Linked DNA regions of Homo sapiens: region 1 is linked to region 2. A link is an interaction called in ENCODE POLR2A ChIA-PET data of the cell type or tissue named here. Cell type or tissue: OCI-LY7. All regions are shown on one strand. Links, peaks and the distances in the headings refer to the core of each region. The heading gives the core; the rest is flanking DNA. Region 1 overlaps DEK (DEK proto-oncogene). Region 2 has its middle 14 kb from the start of RNF144B.

Region 1 (2,916 bases), core at 277-2,776, 110 kb after region 2:
CATATGTTTCTCACATTTCAAGATTCAGTTGTGCCTTCGCAGTAGTCCCCCAAAGTCCGGTCTTGTTTCAGCATTAACACAGAAGTCCCAAATCTGTAAGTCCAGAGTTTCATCTGAAGATGAGTTTCTTCCACCTATGAGCCTGTGAGATCAAAAACAAGTTATTTACTCCCAAGATACAGTGATGGTACAGACATTGGGTAAAATTCCCATTCCAAAAGGGAGAAAGGCCAAAAGAAAGGTGCAATAGGCCCCACACAGTCTGGTTTGGTTTTTGTTTGGTTTTTGTTTTTCTGTGTTTGTTTGTTTGTTTGTTTTTTGAAACGGAGTTTCGCTCTCGTTGCCCAGGCTGGAGTGCAGTGGCCTGACCTCGGCTAACCGCAACCTCTGCCTCCTGGTTCAAGGGATTCTACTGCCTCAGCCTCTCGAGTAGCTGGGATTACAGGCATATGCCACCACAGCTGGCTGATTTTGTATTTTTAATAGAGACAAGGTTTCTCCATGTTGGTCAGGCTGGTCTCAAACTCCCGACCTCAGGTGATCCGCCCGTCTCAGCCTCCCAGAGTTTTAGGATTACAGACGTAAGCCACTGCGCCCGGCCTACAAGTCTGAATCCTAGCAGGGCAGTCTTTAAATCTTAAAGCTCCAAAATTATCTCCTTTTACTGCATGTCTGGCATCCAGAGCACGCTGGTGCAAGGGGTGAGGGGTCCCAAGGCTTTGGGCAGCTCAGGATGCAAGCTGCTTGTGGCTCTACCATGCTGGAGTTTGGAGGTGGCAGCCCCCTTCCCACAGCTCCACTAGCCAATAGAGCCTTGGTGGTGAATCTAGGGGTCCACCCCCCATTTCCCCTTTCCACTCCACACTGCCCTAGTAGAGGTTTTCTTTCTTTTTTTTTTTTTTTTTTGGAGACAAGGTCTCACTTGTCACCCAGGCTGGAGTGCAGTAACATGATCTCAGCTCACTGCAAACTCTGCCTCCCAGGCTCAAGCAATCCTCTCACCTCAGGAACCACAGGCATGCGCCACCATGCCCGGGTACTTTCTGTATTTTTTGTAGAGGCAGGGTTTTACCATGTTGCCCAGGCTGGTCTCAGACTCCTTAGCTCAAGTGACCTGCCCGTCTCTGCCTCCCAAAGGGCCTGGATTACAGGAATGAGCCACCACGCCTGGCCCTGAGTAGCAGTTTTCTGTGAGAGTTCCACCCCTGCAGGAGGCTTCTGCCCAGGCACCCAGGCTTTCTCATATATCCTCTGAAGTCTGTCCTAAGAAAGGGGTCAGATTAGCCAAAATTGGCAGTGATTTTGGGGAAAAGGGAAGTGAGAGAAATGACTAGTAAAAGATGACTCTTAGGTTTCTGTCTTTGGCAGGTGGGTGGATGGTATTAATGTTTTTTGAAAAAAATTCACAAAGTGAGCAAGTTTGGAGATGATTATGATTTTTCTTTTGAATATTTTGAGTTTAGGTGCCTGTAGGACATGAATTGTAGCTGTCCAGATGACAGACAGGCATATACTGTTGGCTCTCCATATCTGTGGGTTCCTCATCTGTGGATTCAATCAACCACAAATTGGTAAAAATGGATGGTTGCATCTGTACTGAACATGTACAGATTTTTTTATTATTCCTAAACAATACAGTATAACAACTATTTACATATCAGTTAAGTTGTATTAGTCATTATGAGTAATCTACAGATGATATAAAGTATATGGGAAGATGGTCATAGGTTACATGTAACTACTACACCATTTTTTTAAAAAATAAGGGACTTGAGCATCCATGGATTTTGGCATCTGAGGGGCGTCCTGGAACCAATCCCTCACAGATACTGAGGCAATATTAGTTAATATGAATCTCAGATGAAAGTTGTGGCTTGGAGATTGACTGGGAAGTCATTAGCTTGTAGTTAGTAATCAGAGACAAGCAAATAGTTTAAATCACTAAGTTGATGAAGTTGAGTGATAGTAGGGGTTGTTTTAGTGTGTTTGGTCTTCATTCTGTACAACATGGCCAGAATATACCTGTTGATAGCCCTTTCTCCTGAAGTATTCTTTCTGTGCGAATCCTTACATTACTAAATCTAAGCTGTCTTTAAAAGCCAGCACACGTGCTTTGTTCCTTTTTCTCTAGTCCCAAAATAATCAATTCCTCCTCAGTGCACAGCAATTTATTTGTGTATCTTTCTTAAGATGTTTTGTTATCTTTTATATTGGCGTATATTTATGTCTCATTTCTTTAGTAGCATCTTTTTCAAAAGATACGCAGTTTTTATCATCCATTTATCCCCTCTTAGTATTGAGTGCAGCTGCACAACACAGGCATTAAATAAATGGCAGAACCTCGAGCAGTATATAGTATTCTTTTATCTGACTTTATTTCATTCAAAAAATGATTTTATTTTAGATAAATGGAGCTTAATGTTTTGAATTTTGAAGTATATGCTACCTGTTTTCTAGATTTTTTTTTTTTTTTTTTTTTTTTTTTTTTTTTTTTTTTGAGACGGAGTCTTGCTGTGTCGCCCAGGCTGAGGTGCAGTGGTGCGATCTCGGCTCACTGCAAGCTCCGCCTCCTGGGTTCATGCCTTTCTCCTGCCTCAGCCTCCCAAGTAGCTGGGACTACAGGCACCAGCCACCACACCTGGCTAATTTTTTGTATTTTTTAGTAGAGATGGGGTTTCACCACGTTAGCCAGGATGGTCTTGATCTCCTGACTGAGTTAGCCAGGATGGTCTCGATCTCCTGACCGAGTTAGCCGGGATGGTCTTGATCTCCTGACCTCGTTATCCGCCCGCCTCAGCCTCCCAAAGTGCTGGGATTACAGGCATGAGCCACCGCGCCTCACCGTAGATTTTTGTGACTAAACAATTTAACTTTGAGTGACTTATGGTCATCATTAGGAATGTTATTCATAAACTA
Region 2 (2,916 bases), core at 278-2,777:
TAAACCAAAGCGGGGGAATTAGTTGAGTCCAGGAGTTCAATGCCAATCTGGGCAACACAGTAAGACCTCGTCACTATAGAAAAAAAAAAAATTCCTTTTCTGCTAATGGAGCAAAACACATTAACAGCTATTACTTCACTTTTTATATATTCATAAGAAAACTTAAAATTGAAAATGGCGAAAATCTATTTAGAAGAGTCATTTGATTTAAATGAAAAGTCATGCTTCACAAAATGAAATAAAATGACACCTCCTGCAGCCCACACGTGTTAAATCATTGTCTTTGGGCAAAGTATTCTTAAAAACAATTACAAACTTTTGAAGTAGACATTGATGCAGCTTCAGTAGATTTGTGAATCACACATTCATCACCAACATCCTTGAGAAACAGAAATTTGCTACTTATTTTTTTATTAAACTTTCACTTTTTTAGCTCATTTCCTGACAAAAGGGACTGTTCCAAAATAAATGTTAAAACAGTAGTTATAGATTTACACCATACAAAAATGGCAAAACCATATACCAAGAGCATTCAGACTTTACACACTTTCAATTGACCCACCAAGTCAGCCTGGCCACTTCCAGCTTTCTGCAGGTCCCTCTGGGGACCATGGTACAACTGACTGGTATACCAAGTAGCTCACAGAGGTAGCAGCATCAAGTACTTCTCCCAGCATCATCTAGACTGGAAGGAGTTGGCTGTCCTCAGCCACCAGGGTAGGAACATATTTCATTTTATCAGCCAGTTCTTGGCATGCTGTTCTTTAAAGGGAGGTGTAAGTTAACTTGCATTGAAAGAGAAATGGGGGGAAAGCAGGGTTATATGCATCACCTTTCAAATTTAAACACAAGTAAAATTACTCTTCACAACACAAGCACCTTACACACCACTAGAAGAGACCACAGCAAAACCCGGTATACAAAGTGGAGAGCCACCATCCCATCTTATTTTAATGCCTTGTTAACATAATACTTCCTTAAAAATAAGAAACTCAGAGCAAATATCAAATGGGACACAAAGAGGCTGGGACTTCTACAGTAATTGATCTTTTTGAGTCTTCTACTTGAATCAATTCTGGTCATTTATATTTTGCTTATGAGTTATTTGTTTCTTCCATATTTTCACATTAGTTTCCATAGTTTTGCTCCTAGTGTGCATGTATACTTTTTTTTTTTTTTTGAGATGGAGTCTCACTCTGTTGCCCAGGCTGGAGTGCAGTGGCGCGATCTTGGCTCACTGCAAGCTCTGCCTACCAGGTTCACGCCATTCTCCTGCCTCAGCCTCCCGAGTAGCTGGGACTACAGGTGCCCGCCACTATGCCCGGCTAATTTTTTTTATTTTTAGCAGAGATGGGGTTTCACCATGTTAGCCAGGATCGTCTCAGTCTCCTGACCTCGTGATACACGTGCCTTGGCCTCCCAAAGTGCTGGGATTACAGGTGTGAGCCACTGCACCTGGCCTTTTTTTTTTTTGAGACGGAGTCTCACTTTGTTGCCCAGGCTGGAATGCAGTGGCGCAATCTCACTCATTGAAAGCTCCGCCTCCCGGGTTCATGCTATTCTCCCGCCTCAGCCTCCCAAGTAGCTGGGACTACAGGTGCCCGCCACCACGCCCGGCTAATTTTGTTTTTGTTTTTGTATTTTTTTAGTAGAGACGGGGTTTCACCGTGTTAGCCAGGAGTGTCCATGTATAATTCTTATAATTCTTCCCATCTTTCATGCATCTGTAATGCATTTGTTTCCTTGTTCCTAATCTTGTTATACTCTTGCTCTTATACTTTTTCCAGTATTTTGTCTTATTTAACTGTCCTACATTTTTTCCTTATTCCATTAATTCTCACTTGTAACTTTATCATCCCTTCTTCCTACCTTGTGTGTATGTTGTTTGTTTTGTTTATGAGGTGTTGGAGGCAGGTACGTGTTTTGCTGTCCTCTTCTTCATGAATAATAAAGATATTTACTGGTATAAATTTTTTTCTAAGTAAAGTTTTGAGTATATGCTATGCCTTAAAGATTTGGGTATAAAGTATACTTTGTTATTCCTCTCCAAAGAACCTTTTGCTTCTCTTATATTTTCTCTTTGATCAAAGGTTTATCTGGGAGAGTGTTTCTTAGTTTTCAAGTAGTTATTTTCTGGTCATATGTTTAGTATTGGTTTCTAATTTAATTGGATTGTGGTGAAGAAATGTGATCTACAAAACCTCTACTTTTATATTTGTTATAGTTTTACTTTATTTTGGCCAAGTAGGTTAATAAGTCTATTTTTCTAGTTATTGGGGTTTGGAAAATTACACATATCCAAAGAAATACTCCCTGAAAAGCCTCATGGTGATGTGGCCAGGCAACCTGCCCTGCCCCCTAAACATTAAATCACAGTAACAATTGCCCCTGTTTCATTGTCCCATTGCAAAATGCATTCTAACTTACAAATCTGGAGCCATTATACCGCTAAGTAGAAAACAAGGCAATTAATTATTTTTAATAGTCAGATGATTATTTTTAATAGCCTGATGATTGTATCACCTTGGAATTTAATCAAGACAAACCAAAGGCATGCAATACTCCTGAGTTATGCCCAGCAATAACTTGGTTTAAGTTTTCATTTTCCAACCTGGCATCTCAATTCCTACTCAGTATTAGTAGCTCAGGCAAACCTGCTGCCCAACCATAAATCCAAAAGAAAACTATCTGTCTCATATATCAGGAAGGCCTCCGCATGATTCATTGAACCCTTGAGGTGAAAGAGATCAGAACTAATTCTTTTTTTTCTCAGCTCACTGCAACCTCTGCCTCTCGGGTTCAAGCGATTCTCCTGCCTCAGCCTCCTGAGAAGCTGGGATTACAGGTGTCTGCCACCATGCCTGGCTAATTTTTTGTAATTTTAGTAGAGACAGGGTTTCACCATGTTGGCCAGGC

The links. ChIA-PET counts read pairs that join two places held together with the same protein. Peaks named below come from ENCODE experiments on the same cell type or tissue, not always from the same donor. Only the 100,000 strongest peaks of a DNase experiment are listed, where the experiment ranks them.
Region 1: POLR2A ChIA-PET joins it to region 2 with 10 read pairs; 9 of 35 experiments call an interaction of 5 or more read pairs at or near these places.

The regions. Positions count from the first base shown.
Region 1 is chr6:18,258,976-18,261,891 of GRCh38, reverse strand. All of the region lies in intron 2 of DEK (DEK proto-oncogene), which reads left to right. Among named protein-coding and RNA genes, the nearest start is that of DEK, 4.1 kb to the left of the region's middle. RefSeq lists an enhancer at 1,356-1,475. In OCI-LY7, for the core only: a CTCF peak has its summit at 1,064; a DNase peak (open chromatin) is centred at 1,311; H3K4me3 peaks cover 2,013 bases; H3K27ac peaks cover 1,473 bases.
Region 2 is chr6:18,371,465-18,374,380 of GRCh38, reverse strand. No RefSeq gene overlaps it. Among named protein-coding and RNA genes, the nearest start is that of RNF144B, 14 kb to the left of the region's middle. In OCI-LY7, for the core only: no CTCF peak of the experiment used is centred there; no DNase peak of the experiment used is centred there.